2 separate regions of the Homo sapiens genome follow, and region 1 is linked to region 2. A link is an interaction called in ENCODE POLR2A ChIA-PET data of the cell type or tissue named here. Cell type or tissue: MCF 10A. All regions are shown on one strand. Each heading gives the region's core, and the rest is flanking DNA. Links, peaks and the distances in the headings are about the cores only. Region 1 overlaps DSEL-AS1 (DSEL antisense RNA 1). Region 2 overlaps DSEL-AS1 (DSEL antisense RNA 1).

What was found. Peaks named below come from ENCODE experiments on the same cell type or tissue, not always from the same donor. Only the 100,000 strongest peaks of a DNase experiment are listed, where the experiment ranks them.
Region 1: POLR2A ChIA-PET joins it to region 2 with 25 read pairs; 3 of 35 experiments call an interaction of 5 or more read pairs at or near these places.

The regions. Positions count from the first base shown.
Region 1 is chr18:67,518,316-67,530,831 of GRCh38, reverse strand. The region is part of intron 1 of DSEL-AS1 (DSEL antisense RNA 1); the gene reads right to left. Among named protein-coding and RNA genes, the nearest start is that of DSEL, 7.9 kb to the right of the region's middle. In MCF 10A, for the core only: no CTCF peak of the experiment used is centred there; DNase peaks (open chromatin) are centred at 5,401 and 9,991.
Region 2 is chr18:67,593,890-67,605,956 of GRCh38, reverse strand. All of the region lies in intron 1 of DSEL-AS1 (DSEL antisense RNA 1), which reads right to left. It overlaps LOC105372174 (a long non-coding RNA gene), which reads left to right. Exons shown (of 3, transcript XR_935590.3): 2 at 11,917-11,998. Among named protein-coding and RNA genes, the nearest start is that of DSEL, 83 kb to the right of the region's middle. In MCF 10A, for the core only: no CTCF peak of the experiment used is centred there; a DNase peak (open chromatin) is centred at 7,986.

The DNA of each region.
Region 1 (12,516 bases), core at 2,226-10,225, 73 kb after region 2:
TATATTTAAAATCCTTAACAGCTTCTTACTGTTAAGACAAAGACCAAAATCTTTAACATATATAACATGATTATAAAATGTATCATCCAAACCAAGAGACGTTTGAGATTGGCAGGAAGCACTACCAATACTTAAGATGGGAAAGCTATTGTAACCCCATACTACCCTGGGCAAAATGAGATTGATTATAAACCTATGTATTAGATCTTACTCGGTTAAATATCTTAAGTCTTCCATCATGTCACATTATCCTAAGCTGCTTCCATCCAGATACAATGGGAAAGCTAATACAACCCCATACTATATAAACCTATGTATTAACTCTTACATGGTTGAACATCTTTAGTCTTCCATCACATCACATTATCCTAACCTTCCTTCTATCTAGATAACCAATTATTTTTGTTTTTCTTCTGAGCCTGCCTCCCTCCCACTACAGGCATTTGCCCTTCCTATTCCATCCACATGAACTTATACTTCTCCCCACCCCTTGCTGGGAAAACACACCATGGGTTTGATTTTTAAAAACCAAAAGTGTCTCCAGTATAATAGTTGCACTGTAGGAACCATTGGTGGTCAAGGCCTGGACCACCACACTAGGTATCCCAACCCATAGAAAGAGAAATTTCCATCAACATGTAAGTATAACCAAGGCTCTCTCCCATATTTTCCTTGTGTCCACTAGGGAAGATGGCACCCCATGACTCTCAGGAAGCAATAGTGTCTTTCCACAAACTCACTGACGGTGGGAGAAATGGACCTTGTGATTATAAGCTAGTAAATGTCAAAATAATTATTTTATAGAATTTCTGATAACATATATTGAAAGAGGCCACGATATTTGTCCAGCAAAATATTCACATTTATAAAAAAGGCTATTAATGAGACAGGGGATTAAAATATTAAAGATGTTTAAAAGGATAACATTATTTGCCTGAGGTAGCAAAACATTGAGAATCTCTTTGTAAGTTGAAATTGCTTAACTTTTAGAAAATATGATATAAAGTTCAATGGATTATGGAAGGTCTGAGTTTTTTCAACCCCTTCCCACAGTTTAGCTCAAGGACAAATTGCCACTTTCTCCAACAAGCCTTCTCTAACTATTCCTCCACGTTTCCTGTCTACCATAAAGTAGCATAATTTTTTTTCACTTTAACACAGCTTTTATTTATATATATATATTAGTGTCAATATGTCAATGGAACTTTTTCCTGCACTACACCATAAACTCAATGAGAGCTGCAACCCTGTTCTTCTTTTTACTATTGTATACCCATTGCTAACCACTGAGATTGGCACATACTAGGAACTGTAATAAAATCTGCTGAATAAATGAATGAATAAACATAAAAATATGTTTAACTACATATTTTTCCATAATGTTTTATTACATGGATGATTATTTAATTTATTTATTTTCAGACAGAATCTCCCTCCGTCGCCCAGGCTGGAGTGCAGTGGCATGATCTCAGCTCACTGCAACCTTCACTTCCCAGGTTCAAGTGATTCTCCTTCCTCAACCTCCCAAGTAGCTGGGATTACAGGCACATGCCACCACACCCAGATAGTTTTTGTATTTTTAATAGAGACAACGTTTCACCACATTGCTCAGGTGGGCCTCAAATGCCTTACCTCGTATGATCTGCCCTCCTTGGCCTCCTAAAATGTGATTACAGGTGTGAGCCACTACACCCAGCCTGGTTTTATAAAGTGATAATCGATTATGTTATTCTAGAATTTACCTAATGATCACATAGGAAATTAATGAAAAGAAATGACCTTTGTTTTCTTCAACCATGACTTTTTAATATCAAAAAATAATGAAACCGTAACGACCAAAATAAATAAAAAATAAACTGAACATTTTTTCTTCTCTCCAATCAGCACTACCTGAACCCTAATCTGGAAGAAAATATCCTTGCCAATTCTTTTTTGAGAGAATAGTGACCATCATGCTGGGGTGGCTTAACATATGTGTGCTGGACTGAATGTCTTGCTTCTGAGGAACAGAGTAATGTGGAAGTAAAAGGTTGTGACTTCTGAGACAAGGCCAGCGAAGGAATGTAGCTTCCTCCTCGCTCTCTCTCACGAAAGGCTAATTCTGGAGAACTTCAGGGGTCATACCGTGAGGACAGTCAAGCCGCCTTAGGGAGTGGTCCATGTGAAGAAGAACAGAGGCTTCATGCCAGCAGCCACTGGTTGAACCCTATAGAAAGCAGTTGCTTCAACCCCACTCAAGACCTAAGAAAACTGTAGGCCTGGCAAGCTGTGATATAGTTTTTAAAATGCTATCTGAACCATTTTGAGACCCTAGCTAGTGTCCAGTCAGTTGTTCTTGAGAGAGTAAGTCCAAATCCCAAACAACTCCCTTCTTGGGCTCTCACAATCTGTGCCACTATACCTCAACCCTAATCACTCAGGGCCAAGTACCAGGAAATCAGGAACAGTCCCTCTGACCAGAGCCCATTGAACATACTCAAGCCGCCTGATCACAAGCCTGCTTACCCTGCCTGGCCTGCTCCTTCCTCCAGAAAGAACAATAAGGACTTTTGCCCACCAATCCCCTTTCTCCCTCTGCCTCATGACCAATGCCCAGTGCTTTCTGTGAACAGCACTGCATGGCCTGCTATTTCTCCCCAGTGAGCTGTGAGTATAGCAGAACTGTAGGACTCCCTCCAGTTTCTCCCTCTGTCTTTCTAAATTATTACTATTATTTAGAGATTGTCTCACTCTGTTGCCCAGGCTGGAGTGCAGTGGCCTGATCATAGCTAACTGTAGCCTCTAACTTTTGGGCTCAAGGGATCTCCCCACCTCAGCTTCCTCAGCAGCTGGGGCTACAGGTGCACACTACCATGACCAGATAATTTTTTAAAAATATTTCTTATGGATGAGGTTTCACTATGTTGCACAGGCTGGTCTTGAACTCCTGGGCTCATGCAATCCTCCCACCTCAGCCTCCCAAAGTGTTCACACCTTATCCATCATGCTCAGCTGTTTCTCTTTTTCGATCTACATCTGGCCTCATCATATCCCACACAAGGTAATATGGTTAAAATACAGACATCTTGGCTATAACCCTCTGAGCGACCCAGACCAGAACCATTCAGTTAATTAAGCTGCTTTGATTGATAATGATTAGAAATTGTGTGAAAAAATAAACTTCTGTTTCTTTTCAGCTAGCAAGTTTGGTGACAATTTGTTATGCAGCAATAGATGACTAATATCCAAAATAACATTCTTCAAAATTGGCCTGAAAGCTAATTTTCTCCTCTCTCTATCCCTCTTTGTCTCTTATATATAATACATATGCGAAGTATGTATCAAATTTCACAAGTATCATATATACATATATTTGCTAGGCAGACAAGTATATCTGGCAGGATAATTATGCCTGTAATTCACAGTAAATTGTAAAAATTATATCTTTGAAAATGATTCCTCTATACATGTGCTTCATAGATTTTTATATAATTAAAACATTTGACCTTAATTTGATTCCACCACTATTCAATTCAGTGAGTTAACTGAGTGGAAAGTATGTGCCTAAAATTCTGGCTGGAACTGATGGGAAGACAAAAGAAGGACAGTGCCCAATTTCTGTCTCCAAGGACAGAATGGTTTAATTAGCTCATTCTTAATATTGTATTGGTAAACCTGATAAAAATGCAAATTTTTATGCCCCGATCAAAACTCTATTTCAGAAAGGATCTGTAATGGATATATAGATATTCGGCTTTTAAAAATGCTCCCAGAAAAATTTTGGGTCCTAGAAAGTTCTTTGAAAAACTGCTCTAATATAAGCTGCATATAGAATTGTTACTTTATGAGGTTTTTTTTTTTTTTTTTTGGAGACAGAGTCTTGCTTAGTCGCCCAGGCTGGAGTGCAGAGGTGCGATCTCGGCTCACTGCAACCTCTGCCTCCCAGGTTCACGCAATTCTCCTGCCTCAGCCTCCTGAGTAGCTGGGACTACAGGCGCCCGCCACTACGCCCGGCTAATTTTTTTGTATTTTTAGTAGAGACGGGGTTTCACTGTGTTAGCCAGAATGGTCTCAATCTCCTGACCTCGTGATCCACCCATCTCGGCCTCCCAAAGTGCTGGGATTACAGGTGTGAGCCACCGTGCCCGGCACTTTATGAGTTGTTTTTTTTTTTTTTAAGATCTAAAGAAGCAACTTAATATATCACTGAATATGCTTAAAAACAAATAGCATCATCTACAATGTAGCGGCACAGCTGCAGATAGGTAGTAAAGAAACCTGTGTTCTGGTCCAGCAGGCCTTCTTTCTCTCTCACACATCGAGCTCAGATTCTTCACCAGTACAATGAAGGAACTGCGCTGCATGTTTCCTTCAAATATTCTCGGTCTTTAAAATTAGACAAGTTCAGAAAGCAAGTTGGTAGACACTGGAATACTATTTTTGTCACACTATCTTAAGTTATGATATTTTCGATTCCAAATTCCTCTTTCTCAGTTCTATGGTACACAAAATTGAGTTAATCACGTATCATTCACATGATTGTTAAAAAGGCTAAATGAAATAAAGTATGTAAAATTGCTTTTAAAGTGCAACAACCCTTAAAGCTCTGTAATGAGAAACGTACCTGCCTCTTCTCATTTAAGCTTCTCAACTACTCTATACAGTTAGTAATATTGTAAATCCATTTTACAGAGGAGGACACCTATATTCAGAAAAGGTAAGTAACTGGCCCAATACCTCCCAGAAACTTACAATATAATCTCAAAGCTTGGATTCAAACTCAGGATCATCTCATCCCAAAATCCAGCATGTAACCATAAACCTATGAGAATTGCCTGGAAGTAAGCCCAGGACAACACACAGTAGGTAACTCAGAGTAAAGCCATTACAGGGAGGGAATCATCCTTTATCCTTCGACTTCAGTATTTCCTTAGCTTCTCTGCTGATACTAACCACTTGATGTACCTGCCAAGAACATCAAATTCTAGACTTGATCCCAGGCCAAGCAGTCCACATTTCCAGCTCAGGAACTATTAAGATTTTGTGATTTTTAGCATCAGGACTTTGGAAAACATGGTTCTGTTCACTTCTTTTCTATGTATTATTTTTAAAACGGTTACCAAAGAGGATGACTTTCATCTTGCATTTTGAGTTTGACTGAATCCTATGACAAAAAGCTCTGGCCCACAGTGACGCATATACCAACAGTATGCCTTGTTCTTTCATACTGATCTTTTTCAGTGGCCTGCTTTGCAGCCAGCTGCAGGAAAATGGCTCAGTCTCATCCCCAAGGGCTCCTAGAGAAATAGCCAAACTACTACATTCTTTGTTTTTGAATTTCCTCATTGTCTATAGGAAGTCTCTGGCTAGCTGTGCTGGAAACTCTGGAAGCAGGTCAGCAAGAGAGGTTCCAGCATTCCTTTCTGCAGTAGTCAGCCAGCTTGCTTTGTGCCTGGCTGGACTCCAGGTATTAGAACAGAAGGAGTGAACCTCTGAAAAAATGCAAACATTCTAGTGATTTCTTACAACATTTGAGTTTCTACCTATTTTCCCAGCTTCTGAGTCATTAACAATCTTCCATCCTCATCAAATTAGATGTGCTCTTGAAAATACTGGAATCAGTATATAGATGAACCTTCAAAGCCATTTAAATATGATGAAGTAATGATTAAAATACAGAAAAAATGAAGTAATAATTCATGCCTTTTGTGCCTTTTCTATCCACAGATTATAAGCTCCATTTGGCGAAGAATATTTTTTCCCCTTGGGGTTTTTCAGCGTCTTCCACAGTGCGTTATTGAGCACTCAGTGAATATTTATTGAATTAAGGAAATAAAACTTAATACATAACTGCAGGAATAAATAAGATTGCTTGAATACATGACCAGTCCTTGACCGTTCCAGACTGAGAGGAGTTATAGTAGTAGATAACTTAAAAGAAAAGATAGTATTTTTTTTCCCAGCATTAAAATGGAAAGTTGAATTCCTGGGGTGCTGAACTAGCATATGCAAAATCAGGAAATTTATTTTCATGCAGCCAGCTCACAATCAGAAGTCAAAACCTTGCCGTTTATGATTTGAATCCATTTTATTTGGCATTCACAGAGTTTTCAAAACAAGTTAAGCCATTAGAAAAATCAGATAATTTCCCATACAAGTTCAGATTTCTGGCTTTCTTTGCAAAATCAGATTATCTCGTGACATGGGTCCTTACGTTCCACATGACAACAAGCACCTGGCTGGCTTCACCCACATAAATTACCTACCTCCCATCTCTATCAAACTTTACGTCTTTGAATCTGAAACAAAATTATGTTCTATTTTAAGTAGCTAGCCAATTATTATTATTATTATTTTCATTATTATTATTATTATTTTAATTGACAGGTAAGGCCAGGCACAGTGGTTCACGCCTGTAATCTCAGAACTTTGGGAGGCTGAGGCAGGCAGATTACCTGAGATCGGGAGTTTGATACCAGCCTGGCCAACATGGCAAAACCCTGTCTCTATTAAAAATACAAAAATTAGCCAAGTGTGGTGGCCACTGGGGAGGCTGAGGCAGAGAATCACTTGAACCTGGGAGGCAGAGGTTGCAGTGAGCTGAGATCGTGCCATTGCTCTCCAGCCTGGGCAACAGTGTGAGACTTTGTCTCAAAAAAAAAAAAATTAGAAAAATAAAATAAAATAAATTGACAGGTAAAATTGTAAGTATCATGTAAAATATCATGTTTTGAAGTATATGTAGATTACAGTTTGACTAAATCTAATTAACCTATGCATCACTTATAGTTATTATTTTTGTGATGATATCAGTATGTCAAAGAGACACTGATATATATCTCTGCACTGCTATGTTAATTACAGCTCTATTCATAATAGCCAAGCTATGGAATCAACCTAAGTGTCCATCAATAGATGAGTGGATAAAGAAAATGTGGTACATATACACAGTGGAATATTATTTAGCCATTTGCAACAATATCTATGAACTTGGAGGACATTATGTTAAGTGAAATAAGCCAGGCACAGAAAGACAACTACTGCATGAACTCACTCACATGTGGATTTTTTACAAATTGATCTCATAAAACTAGACTGTGGTGGTTATCAGGGGCTCAGTTATTGGTGGGGGCAGCAGGTTTAGGGCGATGTTGGTAGCTGGCAGTATTTTAAAAGGTTATCTAATGGTGATTTGTTAATTTTGCAGGATCATAATGGAATTTAAAAATACAGGCTTCTTATATTTCCTTCCTCACTCTACCTTCAAGTAGGGTTTTGGATCTCATATCTCGTACTTTTAACAAGTAATTCTAGGTGATTCTTCTAATTAGGTAAATTTAATACATTCTACAAAAGGAATAATTTTCAGGGGATAAGAAAGAGGAGTCAGCCTGTTCACATAAAGCGTGGGCATTTTTGAACCTTTCCTCCCCCCCAACCTTTCACTATCCCACCATACCTCAACCTCCCACACCTCAACTACTCACCACCAAATACACTGCTTTTATGTGCTTCCCTGGGGGTGCATGGCTCTCTGGTTTGTGTCATTTTATAATAGATACTTTTAAGGTATAAGCCAGCTCTCTCTTCCTAAGATGATTGATATCTCGAACCCACGAATGTCAGCCCCTGTAGCAGTATTTGAACTATATGACCCTGAACTGCTTTCCATTGCTGCTGGAGTCATGATGAAACGCTGACTCTGCTAGGAAATCATCTTTTCCGAGAATTTGGATTTGAGGTTCAAAAAAGACAATTGATTTCTGCCCGATGGTGGAGTCAAAGTGATATAAACTTGTGCTGAAGGATAGCCATGTTGAGTTGTATCACCATGAAGGAGAAGGTGAAATTGATTCTCAGAAAAAGAGAAGGAAGTAAATGCTCAGGAGCAGAGGGAGAAGTCTCCCTGCCTCACATGGATGGAAAAAGGAAACTTTTAGTGGCTTTCCAGCAAGGAAGCCTACTGAGGAAATATGATACTGGCTAGATCTGAGTAAGATACAGGTGCTGATGGCGGGTTAGTGGCCAACACTCTACAGAGGAACCTGTCACTTCTGCTCTACAGCTAAACTCTCACTTCTGGGCAACAAACTCCTCTGCTAACTGCCATTTAATCAACTTGCCCCCCAAAATACAACTTTCATTGTTTCTAGGTTGTATTCATTTTTTTCTCTTTTCTGTTTTATAAATCTTATTTGCCTTTATTGCTTGACTCTAATATCTCACTTCCTCACATGTGAATAAATAATTTAAAGGCAAGACTATTAAACGTTCTGCAAAATAGCTACATACATGTTTCTGAGTTATTCTGCAACACCAGTTCCTAATCCTAATCAGTCCTTATGCTTCTGCCAGCCTGAGAATGTTTCTGTTATGTAGCCAAACAAACCCTCAGGCACAGGTGTGTGTGGCAAGGAGAAAAGAATGAGAATTATGTTCGAACAGTGACTCTCAAAATTTGTTAGGCACTTGAACATTTTAAGGTACAGAATACCAGGTTACACACTGAGATTCTTAATCCATAAGGCTGAGACAGATTTGATAATTGACATTTTTAATAGCACCATGAACTTTCTGATACTGGTAGTCTAAGAACTGTAATTTGAAAAACACTGTTCCAGTGGAAATAAATCTGATAGTAAAGGTAATTGGGGTGCATGATATGTACAGGGGTTGTGGGTAAAATGACATTCTCTTATTAACATCAGAAGGGCATTTCTGATAACCCAAAAAGACACATCATTCCAAATATTATTTGGTAGTAATTAGTTTACTGCCAATTATGCCTGTAGGCATAGCTCAAGTTTTTATAAGAGCTGAGACAGCTAGGTTTAGAAGTATTTTAGGTCAAATGAAGAAAAATGGAGCCAGTAGCTGGTAAACAACAAAAAGTCATCTGTGAATAAATTAGAGAAAGCTAGTGTCTTAGTCTGTCCTTGCTGCTATAATGAAATACCACAGATAAAGTAATTTATACATAGCAGAAATTTATTTCTCAGAGTTCTCAAGGCAGGAAATTCCAGGATCAAGGTGCCAGAAGATTCTGTGTCTGGGGAGGGCTTACTCTCTGCTTCCAAGATGATATCTCTTGCTGAATCCTCACATAATGGAAGAGGCAATAAAGAAATGAACACTGTGTCCTCATGTGGAGGAAGAGATGGAAGGTGCTATGGTCTCAACGTGTTCCCCCAAATCCAAGTGTTGGAAACGTATTCCCCAATGCAACAGTGTTAGGAGGTGTGGCCAAATGAGAAACCTGTTTAGTTCATGAAGAATGGATTAATGCTCTATAAAAAGGGCTGGTGGGAGTGGATTCTCTCTTTCTCCTCCTTTTCTGCCATGTGAAGATATAATGTCCTTCATCTCTGGAGGCTGCAGCTTTCAGGTGCCATCTTTGCAGTAGAGAAACTGGGCCCTAATCTGCCAGCACCTTGACCTTGGACTTCCTAGCCTCCAAAACTGTGAGGAAATAAATTTCCATTCATTATAAATTACCCAGGGTCAGGTATTCTGTTATATAAGCACAACATAGACTGAGACCAAAAGGCCAAAAGGAAACTAGGGCACCTTTTTTTTAAGGCACCTCTTTTATACGGCACTAATGTCATTCATGAGAAGAGGACTTCCCAAACGGCTCCACCTCTTAATACTACCAATTTGGTTCCAACATGTAAATTTTGGAGGGACACATACATTTTAGCCATAACGGCTGGCTCTAGAACAAACTGCAAATAGGTAATTGGCAAGTCAGGGGGACAATTTAGGAATTGATTTGAACTACCAACAATTAGCACATAATCAATTTTTAGAGTCAGTGGGATGGGTCAGAGTTTCTCATTCTCAGCAGTACTGACTTTCTAGTCTGCATAATTCTTTGACTTGTGAGGCAGGAGGAGAGGAGAAGTTGTCCTGTTCATTGCAGGCTATTTAGTAGCATCCTGACCTCTATTCACTAGATTCCAGCAGTCCCTCCCACTAACCGAGACCAACATTGAAATTTCTCCAGACATTGCCAAATGTCCTGTTGAGAAACACTGGTGTAAGGATACCAGGCCAGGGGAAAGGGAGGGTGGAAGAGCCCTGGAGAAAACATCTTATGATCCCTTTGCAAGTTTTACTTTGTTTAAATTTTTCTTTCATATCAAAAGCTAAACTGTATGTAAGCAAATATGGTAGCAATAAAGCTTCTCATTTATGAATTCAAGGCTTTAGTAGACTTATGGGGAAACTTTTTCCCCCAGAATTTGGCTTTGGTATTTTTAAGTTTTAATAAATCTACTTACTGTCATACTGACTCTTGTGCAGCTGGATAAACAAACTCAAGAAACACTCTTAGCCACATCTTCATTAGCAACTCTGCAGGCAAAATCCCTGTCATTTTGAGATGTTTTGTATTCAAAGCAATTGCGGAAAAAAAAAAAGTATTTCCAGACTCTACTGCCTGCTTTAAACTTGTGGTTTTGTCTTTATTATTGGTGTGGCCTATTACTGCTGGCCAACTGGGCAATAAAATTTGCAGCTTAAGTTTGGTGTCTGTTTCTAAACAGTTACAGATGCTATATCCCTAACCTCTGGGGCAGACACTAGTTCTAATACTGCTAGTGGATCAATATAATATACATCTGGCCCTGGTAAGTGGTTCGAGAAATCTGCATCTGAGCTTTCACGGCCAAAGCTGTAGCAAAGGTGGATTATGCTATGAGAAGAATAACAAAGCCGTCTCCATATTCAAATGGCTATGCTGCTTGAAAGCCCAGGTATTGGAGACCTGTGCATAGGAGTTGCTGAATGCACAGCAACTAGTTCTTGAATGTCTTGGCCCCATTTATTTAAAAACCACCAGAATAACAGATCATGGACAAATGTGATTTTAGATCAGGGACTTTATGTAGTGTCTAGGCTTGTTTTATGGCTTGTACTTTATCGTTCTCAGGCTCAGAGCTTGAATTTGCCTATCTTAACATATACAATTAATGCAGAAATCCTCTTGAAAATGTTGTATGACTTTCCAGTCTCATGTTTCACTTGAATTAAGTCACCTCAAGGCATAGCTCCAATTATGGGTTGTGTGGTAAGAGGCTTCTCAGCACAGTCAGGAGAAAGAGTGTGTGACTCTGCTTAGAATGTAGTAACCCACTTTAGACCTTTATGACTTTTTCTCTTCTGTCATAAAATGGGGGCGATAATTCATGTTAAACATTCACCAAACATTTTTCAAAAAGTGCCAGGCTCTGGGATAGATGTTGAGAAATAAAATTTTAAAAGAAAAATAAAAGAGAGAGAGAGGAAGGAAGAAAGGAAGGAAAGGAGCGCGAGAAAGGCTTCTGTTCTGGAGAATCTACTCTAGAAAGCATTGTTTCTGTTGTAAGATAGGTGGTTGTGGGTAGGTTGAAAGATAGGCAAATAAAGAAAACAGATTTTCATAAGTACTTTGAAATCACGGAGTAAAATCTCATGTAGATTTAAGATCCTTTTATATAGAGAGAAATCCCCAGAGCAATAGACTGCACTGTTCTTCACTTACATTAAAATAAGATACTGCTCCAGGATTCTGAATTTAGCAGCTGTTGGTACATGTGTCTCTTGCCACACTCATAAAGGTTTTTAATGTACAATAACATAGCATATAGCTCATCCCTTCTATGGTCGGATGCATTATTTATAATTAACTAACTTTGTACCATCTTCATGTGTGGAAGGAGCAATAATTGGAGCTATCCATTTTTAGTTCACAGAAAACAAGACTCTCTTCATTTTTGACAGTGCCATTTACCTACCACCCTTTCTGCCAATGATTTGAATTGTTCAGTTGTGGCTCTTGTTTTATTTTAATGCATTCACATTTTACCACTATGCAAAGATGTCTGTTCAAAATGAATTAGTCTGAAAGCCCATCTGAGAATGCTGGGAGGCTAGCTGCATCCCCACTGCTTCAGCACAGATGCATGGGGCAGAGCTGAAAGGCCACAATGTCGGTACCTGAATTCATTCTTCTCTAAAGTGAAAATGATCATACTGATATTTCAAAATCTGAAAACAACATTGGAAGAATATTTGCCTGGCAGATGTTCGCGCATTAATTCTCTCTGACTCACCTTGCCCTCGCATCATGAGACACTTTGAATCCATAGAAATAACCCTGCCCCACACTTTGTTCTGAGAAATGTTCTGTACATCTAGTAGCTGTGTTTACTAACCCTAAATTCTAGGCTCCCCTCTGCAAACAGATAGGAATCTCTGGAGTCAGCTCCCCGTTTCCCCCAACTCTACTCTCTCATAAATGTGGTTGGAGGCCATGGGTCCTCTTCCTCTATCAGGGGCCATGTAGAGGCACAATCCAGATTTTACAGGAAGTTGTGTCAGAAGAGGATCCTTGTTTGGGAATAAACCTCAGTGGAGGAGACGAGGCTCTGTATCAGCCCAATTGTTCGAGGTTCAACTCATTTCAAAAGCAGATATAGTACTTACAAAGGGGACTTGAGTGCTACTCATGACTTGAAGGAGTTTTGAATAGGGTACAGGAGTCAACCAGTTGAA
Region 2 (12,067 bases), core at 4,068-12,067:
ATCCAACACAGGAGAAAGCTGTAGCCTGGGATGCTAGGCCTGTCTCTCCTTTTCACGTTTTTCTGCCTGCTTTATATTCACTGGAAGCTGATTAGATTGTGCCTACCAGATTAAGGGTGAATCTGCCTTCCCCAGCCCACTGACTCAAATGTTAACCTCTTTTGGCAACACCCACACAGATACATCCAGGATTAATACTATGCATCCCTCAATCCAATCAAGTTGACACTTAGTATTTTTTTATTTTTATTATAAGTTTTAGGGTACATGTGCACAATGTGCAGGTTAGTTACATATGTATACATGTGCCATGTTGGTGTGCTGCACCCATTAACTCGTCATTATGATATTAGCTAGTTATTTTGCTCATTAGTTGATGCAGTTTCTTCCTAGCCTCGATGGTCTTTACAATTTGGCATGTTTTTGCAGTAGCTGGTACTGCTTGTTCCTTTCCATGTTTAGTGCTTCCTTCAGGAGCTCTTTTAGGGCAGGCCTGGTGGTGACAAAATCTCTCAGCATTTGCTTGTCTGTAAAGGATTTTATTTCTCCTTCACTTATGAAGCTTAGTTTGGCTGGGTATGAAATTCTGGGTTGAAAATTCTTTTCTTTAAGAATGTTGAATATTGGCCCCCACTCTCTTCTGGCTTGTAGAGTTTCTGCCGAGAGATCTGCTGTTAGTCTGATGGGCTTTCCTTTGAGGGTAACCCGACCTTTCTCTCTGGCTGCCCTTAACATTTTTTCCTTCATTTCAACTTTGGTGAATCTGACAATTATGTGTCTTGGTGTTGCTCTTCTCGAGGAGTATCTTTGTGGCGTTCTCTGTATTTCCTGAATCTGAATTGTTGGCCTGCCTTGCTAGATTGGGGAAGTTCTCCTGTATGATATCCAGCAGAGTGTTTTCCAACTTGGTTCCATTCTCCCCGTCACTTTCAGGTACACCAATCAGACGTAGATTTGGTCTTTTCACATAGTCCCATATTTCTTGGAGGCTTTGCTCGTTTCTTTTTATTCTTTTTTCTCTAAACTCCCCTTCTCACTTCATTTCATTCATTTCATCTTCCATCGCTGATACCCTTTCTTCCAGTTGATCGCATCGGCTCCTGAGGCTTCTGCATTCTTCACATAGTTCTCGAGCCTTGGTTTTCAGCTCCATCAGCTCCTTTAAGCACTTCTCTGTATTGGTTATTCTAGTTATACATTCTTCTAAATTTTTTTCGAAGTTTTCAACTTCTTTGCCTTTGGTTTGAATGTCCTCCCGTAGCTCGGAGTGATTTGATCGTCTGAAGCCTTCTTCTCTCAGCTGGTCAAAGTCATTCTCCGTCCAGCTTTGTTCCATTGCTGGTGAGGAACTGCGCTCCTTTGGAGGAGGAGAAGCACTCTGCTTTTTAGAGTCTCCAGTTTTTCTGCTGTTTTTTCCCCATCTTTGTGGTTTATCTACTTTTGGTCTTTGATGATGGTGATGTACAGATGGGTTTTTGGTGTGGATGTCCTTTCTGTTTGTTAGTTTTCCTTCTAACAGACAGGACCCTCAGCTGCAGGTCTGTTGGAGTACCCGGCCCTGTGAGGTGTCAGTCTGCCCCTGCTGGGGGGTGCCTCCCAGTTAGGCTGCTCGGGGGTCAGGGGTCAGGGACCCACTTGAGGAGGCAGTCTGCCCGTTCTCAGATTTCCAGCTGCGTGCTGGGAGAACCACTGCTCTCTTCAAAGCTGTCAGACAGGGACATTTAAGTCTGCAGAGATTACTGCTGTCTTTTTGTTTGCCTGTGCCCTGCCCCAGAGGTGGAGCGTACAGAGGCAGGCAGGCCTCCTTGAGCTGTGGTGGGCTCCACCCAGTTTGAGCTTCCCGGCTGCTTTGTTTACCTAAGCAAGCCTGGGCAATGGCAGGCGCCCCTCCCCCAGCCTCGCTGCCACCTTGCAGTTTGATCTCAGACTGCTGTGCTAGCAATCAGCGAGACTCCGTGGGCGTAGGACCCTCTGAGCCAGGTGCGGGATATAATCTCCTGGTGCACCGTTTTTTAAGCCCATCGGAAAAGCACAGTATTCGGGTGGGAGTGACCTGATTTTCCAGGTGCATCCGTCACCCCTTTCTTTGACTCGGAAAGGGAACTCCCTGACCCCTTGCGCTTCCCAGGTGAGGCAATGCCTTGCCCTTCTTTGGCTGGAGCACGGTGCACGCACCCACTGACCTGCGCCCACTGTCTGGCACTCCCTAGTGAGGTGAACCCGGTACCTCAGATGGAAATGCAGAAATCACCCGCTTCTGCATCGCTCACGCTGGGAGCTGTAGACCGGAGCTGTTCCTATTCGGCCATCTTGGCTCCTCCCCGCCGACACTTAGTATTAACCATCACAAGATAATATTTCATTTGCTATTGATATCACTTAGACCATTACACCTTGGATGATGAGGAGGCTATATAAGTCTTAGAAATTAATGAGATAAAGGTCACATCTAACCATCCAGAACTCTGCAACAGTATGTTACAACCCAGGTAAGTACCAGGAATGCTTTTTTTTTCTTTTTTTTTTTTTGTTTGTTTGTTTTTCTGAGTTACAATAACAGAAATGTATTCCCTCAAAGTTCTGGAGGCTAGAAATCCCAAATCACGGTCGGGGTAGGGCCAGCTTCCACTGAAGCTCTAGTAGCCCCAGACATTCCTTACTATGTGGCAGCATAACTCTAATCTCTCAATCTTCACATGCCCATCCTTCTTTTGTGTCTGTCTCCTCTTGTTTTTCTTCTTATAAGGTCACCATCTTAATCTGATTACATCTACAAAGGCCCTATTTCCAAAGAAACTCATATTCACAGGTACTGGCGGCTGGGACTTCAACATACCTTTTGGGGAAACACAATTCAATCCATAACAGATGTCAATCAAGTGAGGGAGAGAGAGCTGAATCATCTGAGATTTCCAGAAAGAAAGATAAGATGCCAAGTCCTATTGTAGCAGAAGGTTCTGCTATTAAAAAAAATAAAAATAAAAATAAAAAATAAAAATAAAAAACCTGGCTTCTGCTGAAATAGAGCCTCCACCAATAGAAAAAACTCCCAGCTGAAATACATGCTCCATTAGCCGAAGAGGCTACTGATTAAGCAGAGCTCAAACCTGCTGGGGAGACCCATGCCGAAGTTCAGGCACCAACTGAACAGACTCCTGCTGCTGAGGCAGCCACTACAATTGCAGAGGCCTCTGTTAAAGTTCAGCCTCCACCAGCTGAAGAGGCTTCATTAGCAAAGTTTCCTGCTGAAATTCAGCCTCCAGCTGACCAGGAGAGAGGCAGTGAAGACATATGACGGTACAAATCCTCTCAGGCTGAGTCCTGAAACGTCTCACCAAGAGACCAGAAGTATCCAATCTCATTATATCAAATGTTGGGGTACACTTGCTGTGAAACTTACAGCTCTTGCTGGAATAAATGAAGAATCCATTTCTTATACCACACATAAAAGAGAGGTCAGTTTCCCTTTGCTTCACACACAAACACACACACACAAACACAATCTCTCTTCCACACTTCACCTACCTCCAAAGCACTAAAAGCACTTCCAAAATGAATGATAGGGCATACCCATCGCAATAAAGTAAATATTGCAATAAGGTAAGCCAGACAACTTTTTTTGGTTTTCCAGCACTTATACAAGTTATCTTTACACTATTCAGTGGTATATTAAGTGTGCAATAGCATTATATATAAAAATACAAACCCCTTAATTTAAAAATATTTTATTGCCAAAAAATGCTAGTAATCATCTGAGTCTTCAGATGTAGATTTAGCATCATTCTTAAGGGCCCTAGGGTCTCCAGAGTAGTCAATGAGATGAGCATTGGCTTTAACTTAAAAATCACCAACTGCATTATCTCCTGACAAAAGAGTCATCCTGTCCATTGAAACTGTCAAGTCAAGCTTTGACTTCTCCTCTCTAGCTATGAAAGTCCTAAATGGCATCATTTTCCAATAAAAAGCTGATTTGTCTATATTGCAAGTCTGTTGTCCAGTGTAGCTACTTTCATCACTATCTTAGCTAGATGTTCTGGAAAACTTGCTGCAGCTTCTACATCATCACTTGCTGCTTCACTTTGTACTTTTATGTTATAGAGAAAACTTCTTCCCTAAAATCTCATGAACCAACCTCTTCTGGGTTCCAACTTTTCTTCTGCAGCTTCCTCACCTTTTTCAGCCTTCATAAAATTGAAGAGAGTTAGGGTTATTCTCTTGATTAGTATTTGACTTAAGAGAATTTTTTGGCTCAATGGATCTTCAAACCAGACGACTAAAATTTTCTCCATCAGCAATAAGCCTGTTTTGCTTTCTTATCATTTGTGTGATCACTGGAGTAGCACTTTTAATTTCCTTTAAGAACGTCTCCTTCACATTTTCAACTTGCCTACCTGTTTCATACAAGAGGCCCACCTCTTGGCCTATCTCCACTTTTGACATGACTTTTGCAGTAAGTTTCATCATTTCTAGTTTTAAAGTCAAAGACATGTAACTCCTCCTGTCACTTGAATACCTACAGGCTATTGTAGGGTTATTAGTCTGCCTAATTTTGATATTGCTGTACCTTAGGCAACAGGGAGGCCTGAGGAGAGGAAGATGAGGAAACAGCTGGTTGATGAAGCAATCAGAACACACACACATTTATCAAGTTCCCTGTCTTATATAGGTAGAGTTCATGATGCTCTCAAAACAATTGCAATAGTAACATCAAAGATCACTATTCACAGATCACCATAACAGATACAGTATTAATGAAACAGTTTGGAATATCATACAAATTAGTAAAATGTGACACAGAGACACCAAGCGAGCACATGCTGCTGAAAAAAATGGCACCAATATACTTGCTCAAAGCAGGGTTGCCACAGACCTTCAATTTGTAAAGAATACAATATCTGAGAAGCACAGTAAAATGAGGTATGCCTGTATTTAGGGTAAGAAATTACTGAAAAAAAAAAGGGCTCATTTTTCTTGGAAATTATTACTCATCAAAAATTGCTTGGAGGAGAACATTAAAGGTTATGTGAGCACTGGATTTCTTTTAAACCTCAGAGATACATGGCTTAGCTACTGTTATAAAAACATTTAGGGAAGTAAAAGGATAATTTTCCAATTCATCAAGAATAAAAAGGCTTTTTGTCACTGACTACTTTTGAAAATTTTGGCTACCCTTCTTTTTTTTACTGGAGGAATAAAAACAAGGAAAAATGATGTTTATGGCTTTTCCAGAATTTTAGAGTAGTTTCTTCCATAGCTGAGATCATTCTCTAATGGTATTTCCATTCAGAAAAACCCACAAACATTTTGTCTGTCTCTTTCTCCCTATGAATTTTAATGGAAAACAGTGTCAAAATAAAAAGAAGCTCATACGTAAGCTGTTTTGAGATTGCCATGAGTTAAATTTCATGGTGTTTTCAGTAAGCCTTCGCAACTGCTCTTTGAATTTGCCCTAAAGGACACTAAAGTTTCATTAATTATTAATGACTTTTAGGGAGGGGAGTGTAAAAATAAATCTCTTTTCCACTAAGTACATTACAACTGACATACCGCACACAGCCACACATGCCTGACTAATACCCACATCTGGCTTCTGAATCAAGAGATAGGACTCTGTGTGGAATGCTGCAGGGCGAGTGAAAGGGTCGTCTGTGCTCCTGTCACACTATACGTCCTCCTCTTTCAAGGGTTTCTATTACACCCTAATGCTGTCATTGAAATAAAAATAACTTCAATACTTGTTTATGTCACAACTGCACTACTCAGTTCTAAGGCTTTTCAGATCCCAAACTACTGCAATCAACTTTCCCATATTTATCACCATAGACCTGGTTGATTTAGTGGCAAAGACATCAATATTTTTACCCTAATTGTGTGAAATCCCGTAATCAAAACTATTTACATATGATATGCTTACTATTGATTTGTACACATTTTTATGCCTTATACTAAACAACGTAATTCATTTGGAAATGAAAAATAAAACATGTTGTGCCCATACTCAGCAAGTATACCCAAAGCACAGCAGTTAATACTATGGTCAGATAGAATCAAGACTGGCATGGGAGCTGGTTAACACACTTCCCACAGATTGTTGCAATGAAAACGAGGATCCCAAATCATATTCATTTTCCTGAAAATTTGTGGTTCTAATGGTGCCATGTAATTCTAAATATTACTTCATCACATTATTTACTTTCTATTATAAATACGAAATTAAATTTATTATCCTTTATAAATGCTACACATTCTGGCACATTTTAGAATTCAAGGATTTCTTTCATTTCAAGGTATTCAGAAAGTGACACCCACTCACGTCATACCAAAATGTAATGGGGACAGTTCCAGGTGCCAAGCCAGACAGCTGAGAACATTTGCACTGTGCTTCCAGCTGAAGGTGTTTAAGTGAAGCTCCTTATCAGTTGGAAAAGATTTGTGCCAGTGGTTAGATCTGGGAGCTCTGGAGACCAGATGTGGTTTTGTAGTCCACATTGAACTTGAGCTAAATATAGGCGATAAATATAAGTCAAGTACAGATTCCAATACAGATTTACAAATTAGAAGCCATGAGGGAACCAACAGCTACTGAAGATGACTCATCTGTTGGAATTTAACTTTCACTAAATACTCAGAATAAAATGAGGTGATATTCAGGAAGGAAATCTATGAGGCAAATAGATGAAGAATTTGCTTATTGCTAAATTTGTACTATAGGGGAAGTGAAAATGTGTTTTACAGATTTTTTCATGCAAAGATTTTCAATAGCAAAGCAATGTATTATAAGATAGTCTAGTTTCTAATTATTAAATATTAAGGTGTTTCTTTCAATAAAAGAAAGAAGCTTGTTTTTGTCAGAACATTTTGGTGTTTTAGAGCTAGAAGGAAGTCATAAGCTCCTGTGACCCAGCTCCATTATTCTACCTATTAAAAAGCTGGGGGTGGCCGGGCGCGGTGGCTCACGCCTGTAATCCCAGCACTTTGGGAGGCCGAGGCAGGTGGATCATGAGGTCAGGAGATCGAGACCATCCTGGCTAACACGGTGAAACTCCATCTCTACTAAAAATACAAAAAAATTAGCTGGGCGCGGTGGCAGGCACCTGTAGTCCCAGCTACTAGGGAGGCTGAGGCAGGAGAATGGCGTGAACCCGGGAGGCGGAGCTTGCAGTGAACCGAGATCGTGCCACTGCAGTCTGGCCTGGGCGAAAGAGCGAGACTCCATCTCAAAAAATAAAATAAAATAAAATAAAAATTAAAAAATAAAAAAAATTAAAAGCTGGGGGCAAGAAGTTAAGAGACTTGCTTATACAGCAGAGAGCAAGTGCTAGAACCGAAATTAGATATTTAATTTTATGCTGATTCAATCTATCTCTGTGGTCACTGGTAGCCCTAATCTACTACATAAACCTTTCACTCAATGTATTATGGATTCTGGAGTAAGTTTGCCTTAAAGAAGCAATAACAATTATAGACTGGAAGTATATAAGTCCCAAAATGTAACTTAATGCCCTAACTCTTAGTGTGATAGTACTGGGAGATGGGGCCTTTGGGAGGTAATTGGGTTTAGATGAGGTCATTGGGTAGAGCTCACATGATGGGATTAGTGGCCTTATAAGAAGAGGAAGAGATGCCAGACCTTCCTCTCTCCACCATGTGAGAATACAGTGGGAAGACGGCCTTCTGAAAGCCAGAAAAGGAGCCCTCACTGAGAACCCAACAATGCTGTCAAGCAGATCATGGGCTTCTAGTCTCCAGAACTGTGAGAAATAAATGTCTGTTTAAAGACACTTACTATATGGTATTTTGTTACAACTGCTCAAGAAGACTAAAACAGGCAGTATTGCCAGAAAAGCAATACTGTGGTTGCCTAAAAGCAGCATGAGGAAGTCTCCTGCAAGTATCTACTAAGGAGCACTCGCTTGCCTCCTTTCCTTCATCTCCCAGGAGTCACAAATTTGATTGGCACTGTCACTCTGGGGCTGTGCACTGTATCTGCTGACACTGACTGATTGCATGCCCTAAAGCATTTGTTCCTGGCATAACCCAGTTCTCTGACAAATATTGCACAATTGTTGAACACCAATAAAATTCTGTCATGAGAGGTAAATTAAATCTCATCTATTTTGAGCTACATTCAACAAGAAAAATATCTTCAAAAGAATTCTCTTGACTCGAGTACCTAAATATTTTTTTAAACAAGTCAAGGTCTTTTTTATGTCACTTGAATTTGAAAATACAGTACTTTTAGATTGTTTATGGGAAATAACTTTTCCTGACATATAAAGGTAAGACTATTCTAGTTTATGTACTATAATCTACAGTTAAGTGCCTTAGGGATTTGAAAAAAAAGTTTTGAATATATATTTTCAAAATCTTAGTGATAGCATAGAGATAAGTCATTTTATAGAAAAAAACTTACCAGCGGAGTGAATGTAAATAGAAATGAGAAATATTTCAAGAACTGAGCCCTGGTATATTCCAAGGCTAAGGTGGTCGGAGAGAAGAAGAGACCAGCAAGTGAGATTGAGAAATAATGACTAATGAATGAAGAGGAAAACCATGTCCATGTGATGTCCTGAAAGCTAAGTAAGCAAAGGAAAAAAAGAGTTTCTAGGAGGAATGAGTGATACAATGGACAAATGGTGCTGATAGGTCAAGTAGGATGGGGCCCAAGAATTAATCATCATATTTAGCACTGCAGAGGTTTATATTTAATTATAAAAGGGCAGTTTGGGGGAGTAATAGGGATATGGGGATAAGGCCTCACTGAATTGGGTTAATAAGATTCAGTAGTACTGGGAGTCCTAGTGAAACCACTTTTCCAAAAATTATGACAGTGAAAGAGATCTGACCTAACAAATCCTCATCTTGCCTTTAACCTCCAAGCTGCCCTTAGTCATTCCTGGGCTTGGGCCAAGAAAACTTTGGGAGAAATTTAGTTTATAGTTTAAATGATAATAGCCCTTTCCCAAAACTAAATCGCCTTTGTAAAACTAATGAAAGAGACCACCAGATTAGGAGAATGAGAGGAGCTATTCTGCTAAGAGGTAGTCATAAGTGATTACCAGCTATTATTCCAGATGTCACAAGATTTGCAACTTCCCCAATTACTCCTGTAGATATCACTACTGTAGAACCTAAGATTGGCCTTTTGAGATGTCTTTTCAGGCTTTTGCATTTCTGACAACCGGATTACCCACCAACTGGTCCTGTGGCCCCCCACTCAGAAGTGGACTCAGCGCACAAGGACCATTTTCCACACCCCTATGTTTACATTGCATTCCTGGGCAACCCCTGGCCACTGCCAAACTATCTTTGAAAAACCCTCCACATTGTGGGGGAGCCTGCTTTGAATAATAATAAAACCCCAGTCTCCCTTTTAACCAGCTCTACATGTGTAAAGCTCTTTTTCTATTGCAAGCCCCCATTTTGATAAATCGGCTCTATGTCAGCAACAGACAAGATGAACCCATTGGGTGGTTATACTAGTTAGAGCAAGTAGACAAGAGAAAGAAATAAAAGACTTCCTAACTGAAAAAAAAGTCCAGTTGTAATTGTTTGCATACCAGATGATCTTATATTTAGAAAAATCTAAAGACGCCACCAAAAACAAATAGAACTCAAACAAATTCAATAAAGTTTCAGGATACAATATCAGGATACAAAAATTAGCAGCATTTCTATATGCCAACAGTGAACAATTGGAAAAAGAAACCAAGAAAGTAATTCCATTTACAGTAGCTACAAATAAAATAAAATGACTCAGCATAAACTTAACCAAAGAAATGAAAGATCTCTGCAATTAAAAACTAAAAAATACTGATGAAAGAAATTAAAGAGGACACAAAGAACTTGAAAGATATCCCATGATCATGGATTATAAGAATCAATATGGCTAAAATATCCATACTATCCAAAGCAATTTACAGATTCAATTCAATTAATATCAAAATACCAATATTCTTCACACAAATAAAAAATAATAATTCTAAAACGTATATGAAACCACCAAAGACTCAAAATAGCCAAAGTAATCCTGAGCAAAAAGAACAAAGCTGGAGGCATCACATTACCTGACTTCAAATTATACTACAAAGCTATAGTAACCTAAACAGCATGGTACTGGCATAAAAACAGACATATAGACCAAGGGAGCAAAATAGAGAACCCAGAAATGAATCCACCCATTAACAGTCTATACATTTTTTGCAAGGCTACAGGAGCATGAAATGGGGAAAGGACAGTCTCTCCATTAAATTGTGCTGGGAAAACTGGATCTCTGTAAGCAGAAAAATAAAACTAGACCTCATCTCTCGCCAAACAAAAATCGAATCAAAATGGATTAAATACTTATATCTAAGACCTGAAACTATGACACTACTAGAAAAAAAAACATTCGGGAAACTCTTCAGGACATTAGTCCAGGCAAAGATTTCTTTAGTAATTCCCTACAAGCACAGGTAACCAAAGCAAAATTGCACAAATGGGATCACAACTAGCTAAAAACCTTCTGCACAGCAAAAGAAATAGTCAAGAAAGGGAAGAGACAACCTGCAGAATGGGAGAAAGTATTTGCAAACTACTCATCTGACAAAGGATTAATCACAAAAATTTACAAATAGCTCAAACAACTCAATAAAAAAAGACAAATAATCTGACTTAAAAAATGGACAAAAGTCTGAACAGACATTTCTCAAAAGAACATGTACAAATGGCCAGCAGGTGTATGAAAAAAATGTGCATCAGACAAATGTGAATTAAAACTACAATGAGGTATCATCTCACCCCAATTAAAATGTATTTTATCAAAAAGACAGGCAATAACAAATGTTGTGAGGAAGTAGAGAAAGAGGAATCCTCCTACACTGTTGGTGGGGATGTAAATTAGTACAGCTAGTATGGAGAATAATATGAAGGGTCCTCAAAATACTACAAATAGAACTATCATTTGATCTAGCAATTCCACTGCTGGGGATATATCTCCAAAGGAAATCAGTATATTGGACACATATTTGCACTTCTATTTTCAATGCAGCAGTGTTCACAATGGCCAAAATATGGAATCAACCTAAGTGTCAATCAGCGGATGAATTGGTAAAGAAAATGTATATAGACACAATGGAATACTACTCAGCCATAAAAAAAGAATGAAATCCTGTCATTTGCAATAACATGGATGGAACTGAAGGACATTATGTTACGTGAAATAAGTCAGGTACAGAAAGACAAATATCACATGTTCTCACTCATATGTGGTAGCTATAAACAAAATCAGTCATTGAAATAGTAGAATGATGGTTACTAGAGTCTGGGACTGGAAGTAGAGAGAGGGGATAGAGATGTGATGGTAAAGGTATAAAAGTACAGTTAGATATAAAGAATAAGATCTAGTTTTCAGTAGCATAATAGGGCAACTATAGTTAATAATTTAATTTATTGTATATTTCAAAATAAATAGAAGGGTGGAATTGGAATGTTCCTAATACAAAGAAATGATAAGTACTTGAAGTGCTGGATATCCCAATTGCCCTGATTTAATCATTACACATTGTATGCTTCTATCAAAATATCACCTGTACCCCATAAATATTTACAACTAATATCCACCCATAATATTTATTTTTTTCTAGCAAAGTAAAATGAAATGATGTTAAAAGAGTATGTAGTGTATCTGGTTTCCATAAGACAGTCTAGATTTGCACTTAACTTCAATCATTATCAATAGCATTTCCTTTTATTCTCAATAATATCCTGATTACCCAATGAGTTAAGTCAGCACTTAGTTATCAAATAAAGACCAGGAGAAAATAAATTGGAGATAGCAAATACAGAAGACTTTCTGAAGAAGCTTTATTGAAAAACAGAGTAGGAAAATAGCTAGAGATGACTTGGATCAAGAGAATCTTTTTGTTTATCTTTTAGGGATGAAAAATTTACTGAAGTATTTTATGTTGATGGATGTGTTCACGGAGAGAAGGAAAATTTGATACAGCAGCACAGATAAGTAAGTTTCTGAAGCACCGTATTTTGGTAGAGAGGAAAAGATCTGATGCTCAAATGGAGGAAGGGGCTC